3 separate regions of the Homo sapiens genome follow, and regions 2 and 3 are each linked to region 1. Evidence: chromatin loops called from intact Hi-C (ENCODE). Cell type or tissue: heart right ventricle. All regions are shown on one strand. Region 1 overlaps PDE1A (phosphodiesterase 1A). Region 2 overlaps PDE1A (phosphodiesterase 1A). Region 3 holds the start of PDE1A (phosphodiesterase 1A).

Region 1 (5,000 bases):
TTAGAAATGTTCTTGAAATTGAAATCAGGCTGGTATAGGTGTTCAGTCAAGGATGAAGGTTGCAGTAGATGAGGCTAGAAAGCAGAAAGGGACCTAACCAGGCTCAAGTGAATTGGGAAACCTTCTGGTGGTTTGAAGCTTAAGAATGACAGGAACTAGGCTGGGCACGGTGGCTCACGCCTGTAATCCCAGCACTTCGGGAGGCCTAGGTGGGTGGATCACGAGGTCAGGAGATCAAGACCATTCTGGCTAACACGCTGAAACCCCGTCTCTACTAAAAATGCAAAAAAATTAGCCAGGCAGGGTTGCGGGTGCCTGTAGTCCCAGCTACTCGGGAGGCTGAGGCAGGAGAATCACTTGAACCCGGGAGGCGGAGCTTGCAGGGAGCCGAGATCGCGCCACTGCACCCCAACCTGGGTGACAGAGCCAGACTACGTCAAAAAAAAAAAAAAAAGAAAAAGAAAAAGAAAAGAATGACAGGAACTAATTTATATCCTAAAAACATCACTGTGGAATGGCTTGGTTGGGGTGGTCAAGTTAGGAGGAGAGGAGCCCAGTTAGAAAGTTACTGTCGTATTTCTGAAGGCAGATAGTGGAGGCTTAGATTGTGGTTGCAGGAGTGGAGATGAGGAAGTGAGTGGATTCAGAATGCATTTGGGTAAGTAATTGCCAGGGCTTGCCAGGGAATTGAATCTTGGGAGGAAGCGTTTAAAGGAAGAAGCAACAAGACTTCAAGTAGACTTTCAGCTGTCAGGATTGAAGATGATTACTTTTGAAAATTTCCAATAAACTTGTCCCACTATTTTTATGCACCTACTAGTGGGGATTCAACAGTGATTTAAAAAAGACTTTATTTCTATATGTTCTTAGCACATTGATTTCTTAAAGACTGCTTACTAATTTAGTTACCTGAAGAACAATTTTATACTTTTATAGGCTACTAAATGTGTTTTATGTAACATATGAAAAAATTGAAATTTAGCATATTCAGATATTTTATATATTATAACCTTCTCTTGAATGGAAATGGAAAATCAGTTGATCTTCCTCCACAGTTTACATTTTTTCCCAGTTTGCCAAGTTCTGTAATATTTTTTTAAACAAAGAAGACAAAATATACATTTCTTTAGCAAATCAAACATACTCTCATGTTTCATCTGTGATTCTCTCACAGATTTTCTGATGTACTATTTAGATATTTTTAATTTGATGCTAGAGAAAAGTCATCTTCTTTAAATTGCACAGTGTATTTAACCATCTTTAAGCTTTATATTTGTTGCCATGCATTCTCATTTACACTTTTAGAAATTCAAATGTGTTTTCCACTGTCCCTTTAGCAGAAAAAAATTCAAGTTTGTAATATTGATTAACGGTAATGCCTAGAGATATCAGAAGATGAGAAATAATGCAGTTTCTCTAAAATTTAATTTTAGGCATATTGGCAAAATTTTTCTCTGTTTCTCAACTTTATTAGTTTCTAAAATATTCAAATAATCATTCCACATATAATTTCATGTAATTATTTTTTAATCTAAGGGATTTCTGATAACTACTTTTCAATTCTGTCAAACATAAAATGTCTATTTTGGCGAGTCTTTTGTAGTTTTAGTTCTAGGAAATATCTTGTTTCCTAGATGGAAAAAATAAGCTGTATTCTTAAGGGCTGAAAGAATGTAAAATTGGGTCATATTAGCATGTGTTTCACATTGAAAACTCTGATGATATAACTAGGCGTTTCTAGGGGCCATCAAATATCCCTTGCTTCAGTGACAGAAATGTTGAAAAAAAAAAATAACCTATCAAAAGTGAGCATGAGAGAGATTTCCTCCATTATGGAAAGAAGGGAAGCAAATGGTCTTCTGTCTTTAGGGCAGAGGAAGGCCTAAGTGATCTTGACATGTAGATTGCTACCCAGTGTAGAATGTATTTCATGAAATGTTACATTTTATTCAGGTAAAATTAGTTGTGTAACATATACATGTGTCAGAATTGTTTTTAAACAGTTGTTCACAAAGGTTCATTTGAGGAGAAAGGTCATTCAAAAATCTTTGCTTTCAGTCTTCATGTCAACTTAAAATAAATAAAAAGAATGCATCCGGGACCAGGTGTTTTTGTTATAGGTAAGTTCATCATAAAGTCCCAAATTTGTTCATTCTAGTTATCATTATGATCACAGTTTTCGTCAATAAGTGAAATATAGACTGCTCATACCCTTGAAAAAATGAATGTATCTGCTGCCTTTCAAATGTTACTGTCTTGAGATACCAACAATTTCACTTACCTTTCCACAAAAATTCCAGCTTGAACAGCATGCACAATGCTCCGAAATTTTGGTTTTTCCTCAGGTTTCTTTTTTGTCATCCCCATTTTCCGTGTAAAGGTAGAAGCCAACCAGTCCCGGACTTCAGATGGGACTGAGTCAGTCTGAATGTCACTGAGCTCATCTTCAGTATCCAGAAGTCTTCTACAAAAATTTATACAGATTAAACTTTTTTATAAAAAAGTGAAGAAAAACATATAACAGAAAAACAAGGATTGCAATGGGATTTAAAATATAGCCAATCACTCTCTGATTATTCCTTAATATGTACTCTCTAAAGAAAGAAAAAAAATTCATTAACATTTGGAAAGCTCTTAATTTCTCAAATTGATCATATGAAGACAACAACGAATAGACTTGAGCATTTGCAGCTTCCCAAACATTTCAGCACAATGATACACCAGTCTAGAGGTACCGACTGTTAATATCTTTAGTGTGCTATTCTAATAATGAATAAAACTAAGGAAAGATAGGGAAGTGAATTCATAAACAGATGTCTGCTATTAAAGGAAGTAACTGGAGTGGGAAGAAAAAAGGGGGATTGAATCTATAATAGTTGTCATATACTTAATAATCTTGTGTGTATCTTAAGTATAGTACATGCTATTTGAATTAGGCTTTGCAATTTATAAAAGTCATTCACAGATGCTACTTCATTGGATAAGTACCTCTAAATTTTAGGAAAATAACCACTTAAGTGCTCCCAACGATATCCATTCTATCAATGTCACAGATTTTAAAAGTGAAAAAAAAAATGAAAACACATGATATCAAATAGATTATGTTTAAAGCGCATTTCAGGTGACCACGGGGTGGAGCTCTCATGGGTTTAGAGCTGCTGGCTGAGGAAATCAACCCAGTGAGTGAGGTAGTGAATAGGAACTGAAACAATGACCACGCTCTGTATAAGCTCCAGGTAGATAAAATTGACTGGACTGCTGAGTAATAACAGCTGCCATTAAAGAGGAAACTAAGGAAACATCGTTATTTTAAGGCCAGTCAGCTTCGGCAGTCAAGAACTTCCTAGAGGTCTGAACTGGCAACATCCCAGAGGCTCCCCACCAAATACAGAAACAGCTTACAGAACAGTTGAACTTTGCCTCTAGGAAGAACACAGGCCAGCTCTGCCTGCCATTTGACTTGGTTCTTTCCTTATCTGTGCACCAATCTAAAAACTCTGGCACATGTTAGCTTCAACCTTTGGGTTTCATCTGCTTTTGAAAATCTCTTTGCCCAGACCTAGGCCTAACGATTATGAGCTAATGTTGGAAGGTGGCCAGAGATGGTTGTACATGCTAATGCCTCAGAAACAAGGCAGGGGCCATCTCAAAAAGCAGGGACAAAACAAAGGACAAAAAACAGGAGGTCTCCACAAAGAACTCAATCTGACTAAAGAGAGGCTCAAAAGGTAATATGCAGGAGAGGAACTCTTCATGTTCCTTTAAATGACCTCTCACATATGCTGCTGTTTCCTATAAACCTGCAGAAAAGTCATTTGCCAATATTTATTTTCCATGGTATTAAATAAGCATGAATGTATTTATGAAATACCTTATAAAAAATAAACATAAGTTCTGGAGTCACAAAGATACGTGTATACATATAACGATAAAAAATATTTAGAGTTGAATGTTAATACTGATTAATACTTACTCTATATGATTTTTAACTTTCTTTCTGATCTGACATTTGGATGGTTTTGATTTACCCCTAAAACACTGAACTAGAAAATTAAAGCAAAATAGTTTGTTTATCTTTTTGCCCATTTGAAATTAGATTCCCTAGCCCATTTCAGCAAGTCACTAAACTTCATGGCTTGAAAATATCACTACTTTAAAGATAATGCCATTTCTACTATCTCTTATGCAGTGATCAGATACAGTGTAGGTAGAACAAGTGGAATAGGAATCATTGTGGTGTAATCTTGTGATGTCACCATGCTCCAAGCATTCCACTGCAGCCTAGTTTTGTCAGCTAATCTCCTTAGAATGACAGAAACCTGGCTGATGGTGCCAATTCCTCCACAGTAAATTTCATGTTGATGGCTTTAAGGCTATATGTCCTATACTCATAAATGATCCAAGAGAGCTCACCAAACATGACAAAACCAGCATATGGAAGGGATATTCCACATAGTAGAGTGGTACTTAGGAGGCTGGAAATCCTTAGTCGTGATGCATGAGGTCATCTACTGAGAAGAAAGTGCATATAATTTTAGGGAGAAATAATGATACGGATTAATTAGGGACACACAAATAAAGGACGACAGTGTGTTAAGGGAAGAGCATGGAATATGCTATTGTGTAACTTGAAAAGGGAATCTTGAAAAGGCAACAACTACCTCCGTGAGGTTTAATTTTATGTGTCACCATAGGTAGGTTATGGTGGCCAGTCGTTTGGTCAAACACCAATTTAAATGTCGCTGTGAAAGTATTTTTTAGATGTGATTAACATTTAAATCAGTAGACTTTGAATAAAGCAGATTACCCTCTAAATTATGGGTAAGCCTCATCTAATCAGTTGAAAACCTTAAGAAAGAAGATTAAGGTCCCCCAAAGAGAAAGGAATTCAGCTTCCAGAACGCCTTTGAAATCAAGACTGCAACAATGACTCCTGCCAGGGTTTCCAGCCTGCCAGTTTGCTTTGCAAATTTCAGACTTGCCAGCACCAATAATCACAT
Region 2 (5,000 bases), 130 kb after region 1:
GTTGAAACAGAAAAGTTATGGGATTGCAGGAGATTAGGAGTTCGTTGAATGCATTATCATTGAACATGCTGAAGTTACAATCTTTCTAGAGACTTCAGAAACCTTCCAGCAAAGACCCAGAAAAAAAGAAAAAGTTCAGAAAAACTGCGAAAAGAGGCTCTAAAGTCTTACCACAAGATACAGCAAAAGAGGAGGAGGACTACTCAAACGCAATCAATTAACATATCTGAGAAATACAAAGAAAAAGTTTTCCCAGAGGTATAGGCTAGGCAGAAAATCTTAGCCCATCCAAAGCAGCAGCTGGATGGAATCACAACTTAATGTCATTTGATTCTAAAATCTTTGAAAAATATTAGAACAACAGTTCTAAAAAAAGACTACGAAAAAAGTAGTTATAAAATATGCACTATAAACATTTATTAAATATAGACTTCTTCCATATTAAATTATTCTTTTAATACCTACAGGCATTAGTTTCTATTTAAGATCAAGGCCCTGCCAAATTTTGTTTTATTAACAGAAGAAAACCAGAAGAAACTTCCCCAAGCAGTATTTTAATTGAAATGTTATTTTTATAAAATGACTATCAGGTCTCCTGAGACGAAAACTTATTCTGATAAAAGTTTATTGTTAACAGGACTTCAGGAGCTGAGCAAAGGGAGAAGATTGCAACAAGCAATGAAAAGCTCCCAATAAAAGTACAAGCAGACTGCCCCACAATGTTTCAGCAGATAGGCAGAAGAATTGACACATTTACAATTTTGCCCTAATAGACATTTTTAAAGTTTTTCCCTAACAATTTGTTTACTGGATATCTGGGAGGTCATGGATGCTCTTTAGGATAAAAATGACTCCTCTCAAAGGTGATAGTAATAACCATTTGTTTAGGTGTTCCTAACACATAGTCATGTCTTGCCTCATTAAAAATCATGCATGATTATCTTACTTTTATGATAAATGTTAAAATGACCTACAAAATGAATTAACATTTATTTATTTATTTATTTAGAGACAGGGTCTCACTCTGTCACCAGGCTGGAGTGCAGTGATGCCATCTTGGCTCACTGCAACCTCCGTTTCCTGGGCTCAAGGGATCCTCCGACCTCAGCCTCCTGAGTAGCTAGGACCACAGGCATGCACCACCACGCCTGGCTTTTTTTATTTTTATTTTTGTATTTTTAGTAGAGATGAAGTCTTGCCATGTTGTCCAAGCTGATCTCAAACTCCTGAGCTCAAGCAATGCGTCCACCTCAGCCTCCCAAAGTGCTGGCATGGGCCACCATGCCTGGCCAACTCTGATATATTTTTATTACCGTTAATTGGCATAATTTTTTTCAAATGTGCATATCTTGACTTGCATACCAAAATGTGAGTTTTCCGAAGATACAGTAAAACTGTGGTTTTATTTTTATTTATATAACTCTTGTATTTATACAACTCATCTACTGCATAACTGCTATGAGGAGGAAGGTATTGTGTTTGACATTACATAGGGGAGAAGTATTGGTAAAAATGTGGAATTTATCTTAACTAAAATGTTAGGTGTATAGCATAAATTCAATAACTGTTTGATAAATAAAATGATAATTGTGATCATTTTATCTATATTTAAGTGGGAATGGGTTTCAATTTTCTCTTTTAAAAGGCATTTTAAAGAAAAACTTTGAACATGTCACAGACCAGGATGTAAAAATAGTGACAACAAAGAATTAAACAGGTAACACTGTTATATGCTGCTGATATTACAACAGTTCCTTAAGTACTTTCTAATTTAGTGAAGAATTCAGAGCTAGGCAGGATAGGGACTGGAGAAACAAATTTCACCCCCTAGTCTGACCCTGAAGAGTGAGAAGGTACAATGTTTAAGAGGGTGCTATGCCACAATCTCAGGTCCAAATTCCAAAGTTATTCATACTAGAGAACCAATCTAAGGGGCAATTCAGAACACAGAGAAATTCAGGAACTGGCTGATTGCTCAGGAGTGAGGCAGACCAACGGTTAGCACTGGGAAGTGTTCCCGTAGGAGAAAAGGCTCAAACACCAAGATGACTCATAAGACAAAATTCCATTTCCTGTACAGAGGGACAGGCTGGAACAAGGCAGCACAGAAAACAGAAATGTCATAAGGACAGTGATAAAGGAACAATGTGCAGGCCAGGGATCCACTCATGACTTAGGAAAAGGGACTAAGACAAAGGCCCAAGCCCTGTGCACTGGGACCCTATGTAGTGACAAGGAGAAATTGTTGAGGCTGAGCAGTTTCACGACCTCACATAATGCCAGTTCTTACCTGTGGTTGTCTGTGAAGAAGATTAGAATGAAAAATACATCACAGGGGCTTCAATGATTTACTTGAGTCAGGCATCCTGAATCTTGGGGTTTAGTATCAAACACTGCATTATAATAATGGAAGGGGAACCAATTACTATCCAATCTGCCTCTTTTGGAATGGCCTCAGGGGTGACCTGGGCTGCATGTGGTACTGTCAGGAGAACAACTTTCAACTTCAATAAAATGGTGGAAGGCAAAGCCAAATGACAAGGGACTGCTAAGGAAAGGAGGAGGAGAGAGGGCAGAGAAACCAACAGTGTAAATTACTTCTTCGACAATCTATTAATGTCAGTACAACCACATATCTTAGGTTCAAAAACTGGAAAAACTTAATCATTAAGTGATTTGGTCATGGTGGGCTTAAAAACAGAAATTTAAAGGCAGTTCTAAAACTCTAATAAATCATTGTTTTAAAGTTCTCACACAGCTGAAACAGAATAAGGCTACTTCATAAAATTTCCTTAAAGTAAACATTCAAATTTCTCATAGAAAAAGTCACAGGTTGCTAGAAATGTATTATAGCACTTCACTTGAGAAACAGAAGTAAAGCAGTGAAGAAGGAGAAAGGATAGAATTTAGTGACTAGTAAGGCTGAAAAATGAATATTTTTTTTCACATGAGCTTGTTTAAAGGCAGAAGAAGGAATTCAGGCAGGGACAGATTAAAAATACATGTAACAAGAAATGCTTGGGGGAGATATATGACAAGAAAACAAGAGGAAATGTTATTAATATCACAGGAAAAGAAATCAGATTTTCACATGATGACTTCATTGAGTTGCCAAATCATGTGCAAATGTTGTAAAGGGACTAAAAAGATATGCAGTAAATAGAAAAGGACAAAAAACAATAAATATTAATGGCTTTGCCACAGCAGTCATTCAATTATTTAATCAATAAATTTTTACCAAGTATTTGGTGAATGGTGGAGGAGAAATATTAGATAAAGTACTAATGTTCAAAAAATTAAAAATTTAGTCAATCCACATATATGATTAGTCAAAATTTCTTTATAACATATACTTATTATTTTTTCATATGTGACATTTAAAATTTATATGTACATTCATGGGTCAAATCAAAATAGATAACTCTCAAAGACTGATAGGTACTTCTACGATAAATATCATCATGAACACTTGAATATTCATATAGAAAGAATAAACTTTATCCCCCACCTCACACCATAGATAAGAATTATTTCAAGATGAATCAAAAACCTACACATAAATGATAAAATTATAAAGCTTATAAAAGAAAATACAGGAAAATCTTTGTAACCCCAGCACAAGCAAAAATTTCTTGAGACACAAAAATACTAACCATAAAAGAAAATTGATAAAGTTTACTTCATCACAATTAAACTTCTGCTATTTAAAAGAGACAGTTTTAAAAATACCATTAAGAAAATAAAAATTCAAGTAAGAATTAGAAGAAAAAATTCATCAGACATATATCTGACATAAGTCTTACATACAGATCATATTAAAATCTTCTACATATAAATAATTAATAGAATAAAAATGAACATGATACTAGAATAAACACTTCACAAAATAAGACACACAAGTGGTGAATAAGCACATAAAAAGATGTTCAATATCACTATAGCCAAAAGGGAAATACAAATTAAATCCAATGATTTACCACTTTTGTATTAGTCTGTTTTCATGCTGCTGATAAAGACATACCCAAGACTGGGCAATTTACAAAAGAAAGAGGTTTAACTGAACTTACAGTTGCATATGGCTGGGGAAGCCTCACAATCATGGTGGAAGGCAAGGAGAAAGTTTCGTCTTACATGGATGGCAGCAGGCAAAGAGAGAATGAGGAGGATGCAAAAGTGGAAACCCCTCATAAAACCAACAGATCTCGTGAGACTTATTCACTACCATGAGAACAGTATGTGGGAAACTGCTCCCATTACTCAAATTATCTTCCACCAGGTCCCTGACTCAACACATGGGAATTATGGGAGTACAATTTGAGATGAGATTTGGGTGGGGACATAGAGCCAAACCACATCATTCTGCCCCTGGCTCTTCCAAATCTTATGTCTTCACATTTCAAAACCAATCATGCCTTCCCAGCAGTACCCCAAAGTCCTAACTCATTTTAGCATTAACCCAAAAGTCCACAGTCCAAAGTCTTTTCTGAGACAAGCAGGTCCCTTCCAACTTTGAGCCTGTAAAATCAAAAGCAAGCTAGTTACTTCCTAGATACAATGGGGGTACAGGTATTGGGTAAATAGAGCTGTTCCAAATGGGAGAAATTGATGAAAATCTGAAATCTTCCAGGACAGTCAAATTTTAAAGCTCCAAAATAATCTCCTTTGACTCCAGGTCTTACATCCAGGTCACACTGATTCAAGAGGTGGGCTTTCATGGCCTTGGGCAGCTCCACCCCTGTGGCTTTGCAGGGTACTGTCTGCCTCCCAGCTGCTTTCATGGGCTGGCATTGAGTGTCTGTGGCTTTTCCAGGCACAAAGTGCAAGCTGTAGGTGCATTCTGGGGTCTGGAAGATGGTGGCCCTCTTCTCATAGCTCCACTATGTGGTACCCCAGTAGGGATTCTGTGTGGGGGCTCCAACCCCACATTTCCCTTCCACACTGCCTTAGCAGAGGTTCTCCATGAGAGCCCCATCCTGCAGCAAACTTCTGCCTGGGCATCC
Region 3 (5,000 bases), 190 kb after region 1:
CCAGGATCATGAAGCAAATCACTTGAATTTAACAAATTTTATTCTAATTATCTGGGCAAAGAATCTCAGCTTCCACAAAGTTCTATTTTTTACATAAATAAGCACAGAAGTGCAGTTAAGTTGCAATCCACCTTCCCCATAGCACCTAAGCATATAATTAATTAATTAGGAAGAAATGAGGATTTGGCATAAATCAGTGGTGAAAACCACCTGCTTCAATCCCCACAGCTCTCCAAAGGGGTAATACAATAAAGATGATGGCTAGGTGGATCTGATTTTATCCAACACAACCTTGCCTTTCCAAACTGCTGTGGGTGCCCTCTGTGAGTTGTGCCTCACTGGTGTTGAGTTTAGAATCATCTGGGCAACTATCATACCTTTTTGAAGTCGCACGTGCACTTGGGAGAATATAGATACTACATACAATTGGAAGAACTTTTTAGGAAATATGGTAGGTGAATATATTTTGGGGGTCATTTTAGATTTTTGGTTATTTACCAACATCATTGCATAAGACACAAAAACATATTTAAGTAGAGGGGGATAGTAATATTAAATCCATATATATGAATTTAAATATAATTTATGTTCAAAGGAAGACTTTAAAACAGATTCAAGCTAACATCTTGTTTTAAGCATTACAAAGGTATAATGTTGCTATTAATAATTCAGTAATGATGTTTAATCAGTAAAAATGGCCACATTTTATATAATTATATTCCTCGAGGTCTACTCATTCATTATGTAGAAACCACAGAGAAATTTTGCTCATACGTTTTATCATCCTGTATTTAATTCCAGACAAAAACCAGTGGTTGCAACTTGACCTTAACATTGCTAACATGTAGTATCTCTGCTTTATCTAGAATATTATTTTGTGGAAAGACAAAACTGATATATAACTGACTTTCTTAAAAATCTTCTGTTTTGAGGGGCAAAAATAGGGTTCAATTTCTAGATACTTTTAAATTATTTTTTATTTTAAATTCTAAAGTACATAATAGGTAACTAAAGAATCCAGAATTAAAGAGTCAATGAAGAAACAGCTGCTTTCTTAAAGAAAGGGTGTACCTCCCTCCAAAATTAAACTTTAGCTCAATCCATTATACTGTATCTACATTTTGCCTGGTCACAGATTCCACCACAGTGTAAAATTTTTCCTATCACCCTGTTGTTTCTTTAACTGCTGGTCTGATATTCCTGAGCGAGCTGTAAAATGTGCACTCTAGTAAAGTAGCTATCAAGTTCAAATTTATCTCCCGACACTTCACTCCAGAAAGGTGTAGTATTCACAGCACTGAAACACTGCCCTTGCCTGTAATCAGTTGAAAGAACTAAGCACAACGTTTCCTATTTAGAGGGCTGTGCAACAGCCTACAGAAACAGCTAGAGATTGCATAACGTTTCCAAAGTTTTTCCAGTACTATGTCACTTATGTGTTTGAATAGTTAAGATTTTGTAAAATGTATTTTCAGGAGTTGATAAGAGTTTGTGCACAAAGTTTCAGAAAACAGAAAACAAAAAGGCTCCCTCAGTATGCCTGAAGTTAAACTTTAAGCACTCTTGATTGCTCTGCTGTAGCTTAGTGGCAGAATCCCCAAATTAAGGATGAAGGGAGAAACTATTGTTCCTGACAGCCCTAGAGCCACCTGCGATGTAGCATTACTTACCTAAAGATGGGTCTTTGGAGATGTTTCTTCCTGATTGTGACATGGTCATCCATTTAAAGGTGAAGGTTTAACTTCTTCCTGGAAACCACTCCAGAAACTCCAGAGAGGAAATGTGGAAGCTTATCCTGATCTATTGTGCTGCAAGGAGCCCAGAAAGAAAAAGTAGTTTCCTCTTTCTCTTTTTGGGTGCTGGGAGAAAACTTCCCTGTTCTCTGCCAGCTGAGCAGTGTGTCCATAGAGGCCACATAAGACAGGCACGTTGGGGCACTCCCCCACAGAGCAGGGTGTGCAAAAACCACCAAGAGTCACGTTGATCCAGGCAAGAGAAGTGCACGGGACCCTCCGAAACAGAACAAAACAAACAGAAAACTTCCTACCCCAGTGTCATCCAGGTAGGAACTCCCTAAGTTATTGCAGCCATGAGAGCTCTCCTTCCACATGCTGGTCAAGCTCCGAAAGGCTAAGTCCCTCCCTGTCTTTAAAACAGACTGTTCTGAGGCTCAACTTTTTTTCTTCAAAATAAAAGTTGTACAGCTGGTTCAGCAGCCCCATGTGAGTACCCTCTGAAAGTTTGTTCTCTTAAAATAAGAACTGTATACAAATTAATGAAGAAAGATAGGCTCGGGTTGCATGGCTGGCTCTGCTTCAGATTATAATTATTTTACAATCTTGCTTGTATTCATGCTGGCTGAAGTGTGGAGACGACTCATCATTTTTAGCACTTATAATCTAATAACCTCCTCTTGGCTGAAGTTGAAGATGCCATATCAACTGATAGAAGCCCATGCGAAGCTGACCAGAGCTACAAAAGTTAGAAAAACAAAAATTGCTAATTTCTACTGGTGACATTATACCCAGATGTCTGTACCCAAATGTGGTTTCCAACTAAGAGGAAACATCTCTTGCAAAAAAGAGATGGAAACACACACACACATCCACATGCTTTTTTTTAACAAAAAGCCCCTCCAAAGTGCCTGGGAGCCTATGGTTTATATATTATGTGATGAAATTTGGATTTATAAAAGTAAAAGGAAAGAAAAGAAGGTATAAAAGAATTTGTGAACAGCTGAAAATAAATGATATTAAAAATTGTTTTCTTTTAGAAGACAGATTTACACTGCGGGAACTCTTATTCTAGCTCCAGATAAAGGGAATGCTCGTATTTTAATGTAACTTATTTTGGAGACCTTCCTGTATCTGAATCACTAACAAAGTTCCTATTCAGTCAATAATGTCATAAGATTCCAGGTCAGAGATTTGTAATAAACTAAATCATTTCAAAGCATGATTAGAATGTTTTTAATATATACATGTAATAAAAAGGGAAAAATGAGTAACGTGCATGCCTTTAGTTGAATGATCCATAAAAATAAAGATCAAATGTCACAAAGGAGGATACTATCTGTAGTTATTGGCACTCTCCAAATACTTCCAGGGAGAAAGATCACCTTTTTATTTTCCTCCCTGAGGAGAGATAAGGAAGGAGAAGAGAGTTATAAGGGAATCATGGATTTTATCGAGCCGTTCTAATCCAAACTAGGAAATGTAATCATTATGAGAGCATTGAACTAAAAATAAAATAAATGGGTTCTAGTCCTAGTTCTATTGCAAATATGCCGGGCCACTGTGGGCAAATTTCTTGACCTGTCTGAGACCATTTTCTTGTTTGTAAAATGAAATTATAATATTAATTGAATTCTATATTTCTTTCCAGCTTTAATGGTACTATCATGTTATTTCTAAATCTGATTCGCCTGCTTCTTGCAAAGAAACTGCCATAGAAGTTATGATGCCTGATACTTCAAAAACTACACACTTATTATGTACTGTTATAAATAAATAAGGAAGCTATAAATAAAAAGATGATTTTATATTATGTATAACATATTTATATAGATATTACATAGTTATGTAGTGACATCTATGTCACTGTTCTCTTTATGATCAATAAGTACCAATGATAAATTCACATGTGTGCTATACAGCAGTTAAATATACTGACCATGTATAAACAAACTTAGATACAGATCTTTGAAGCAGATGCTTTATTATTACCATATGCTTTGGCTTTCTTTGTATTTAGGAAAGCACATAAGAAATAACACATTGTACAGGTCTTCTGGGAGGGATTTTGCGTTTGTGGGTAGCATTCAATTTCTGTAGTCATGGTTTACCTATATTACCATTAATATAGCATAAATCTTCCTCCTGAGGGAAAATTCAAGAAAATAATAAGCCCATCAACTTTTAAAAATTAACTTTCATTTTGTCTTCTTTTGAATTGGAAATGTGAGACAATTTCTACATGAACACAATGGAGGGAACTCAACATAAATACTAATAAACATCTAGCCAAGGTACAGTTCAAACGGCAAGCAAGTATGAAATATAGCTTGAAGTCCAAAGGCTTGATTACCAGCTGAAGAATCTGAAAGTTGTTAATCATAGGAAATCCATAACATACTTCATTACCTTAGGTTTATATTCTTTTTTCTTTCTGTGATTAAGTTAGAAAGTTTAGATTCACTTTATGGAAAGCACTATATTTAAAACCAATCTGAGACCCTATAAAGCATTCAGATGATACCAGTAAATTAAATATTCACTGGGCACAAAGAAAAATATATATTTCTTAAATGTTTTTATTAGCTTTTTCTCAAAGAACATTTAAATTTAACATTGGAAAAAAGTTGGCTTTATCACCTTATTCAACTTTAATGTAGTATTCAATAAGACAAAGATTTCATGATTATTAATTAAATTACTAAAATATATTCCTTACATTAACACAACTGTAGTGTGCAAAATACTAAAATATATGGCATAAATAAAAAGGCCAAGTCTTCTATACAATAGACTATAATTTATTATGAATAGTTTTTTTCCTGAGGGGGGTCAGAAAGGGTGTTTTTATTTTTCCTGTTGTGGAAAAACAAAGTCAGGCTGACTTAGTCTAACACGTTCACACACATACCCTACCCGACTCAGTGCTGTTAGAAATCGTCCTAACTGGTGCTCAATAAATATGTTAATTTTCTAAAACACAAATCAGCTGAAACACACCAAGAATTCCATCTAACCAACTCATTTTGTGTGACAAAACACATAGATCAACCCATGTGACTTTTCCAACCAAAAGTACCCTAAGAGTGTCATGGTATTTTCCATTAAGCATCATGGAGAAAAGGTAAGCTTTTCTTTTCCTGATTTTCTTCATTGTTATAGTCTGGCTGTGTTTGTAATACACAAGTGCCAAAGCATGCAATGGCAAAAAGGTCATTTGATATTATGCCATCCCAAGCACTGGAAAATGCATGGGTCTGCAGGTTC

Evidence for each region. Peaks named below come from ENCODE experiments on the same cell type or tissue, not always from the same donor. Only the 100,000 strongest peaks of a DNase experiment are listed, where the experiment ranks them.
Region 2: it touches region 1 in a loop (1.9-fold over the local background); 5 of 110 quality-filtered maps call a loop at or near these places.
Region 3: it touches region 1 in a loop (4-fold over the local background); 7 of 110 quality-filtered maps call a loop at or near these places.

The regions. Positions count from the first base shown.
Region 1 is chr2:182,237,829-182,242,828 of GRCh38, forward strand. It overlaps PDE1A (phosphodiesterase 1A), which reads right to left. Exons shown (of 15, transcript NM_001363871.4): 3 at 2,282-2,464. Among named protein-coding and RNA genes, the nearest start is that of PDE1A, 190 kb to the right of the region's middle. In heart right ventricle, a CTCF peak has its summit at 3,124 (motif pointing right); no DNase peak of the experiment used is centred here; H3K27ac peaks cover 615 bases.
Region 2 is chr2:182,370,796-182,375,795 of GRCh38, forward strand. The region is part of intron 1 of PDE1A (phosphodiesterase 1A); the gene reads right to left. Among named protein-coding and RNA genes, the nearest start is that of PDE1A, 54 kb to the right of the region's middle. In heart right ventricle, no CTCF peak of the experiment used is centred here; a DNase peak (open chromatin) is centred at 2,096; H3K27ac peaks cover 3,340 bases.
Region 3 is chr2:182,424,908-182,429,907 of GRCh38, forward strand. It overlaps PDE1A (phosphodiesterase 1A), which reads right to left and starts at 2,129. Exons shown (of 15, transcript NM_001363871.4): 1 at 1,671-2,129. The coding sequence starts at 1,723. In heart right ventricle, no CTCF peak of the experiment used is centred here; no DNase peak of the experiment used is centred here; H3K4me3 peaks cover 3,790 bases; H3K27ac peaks cover 2,783 bases.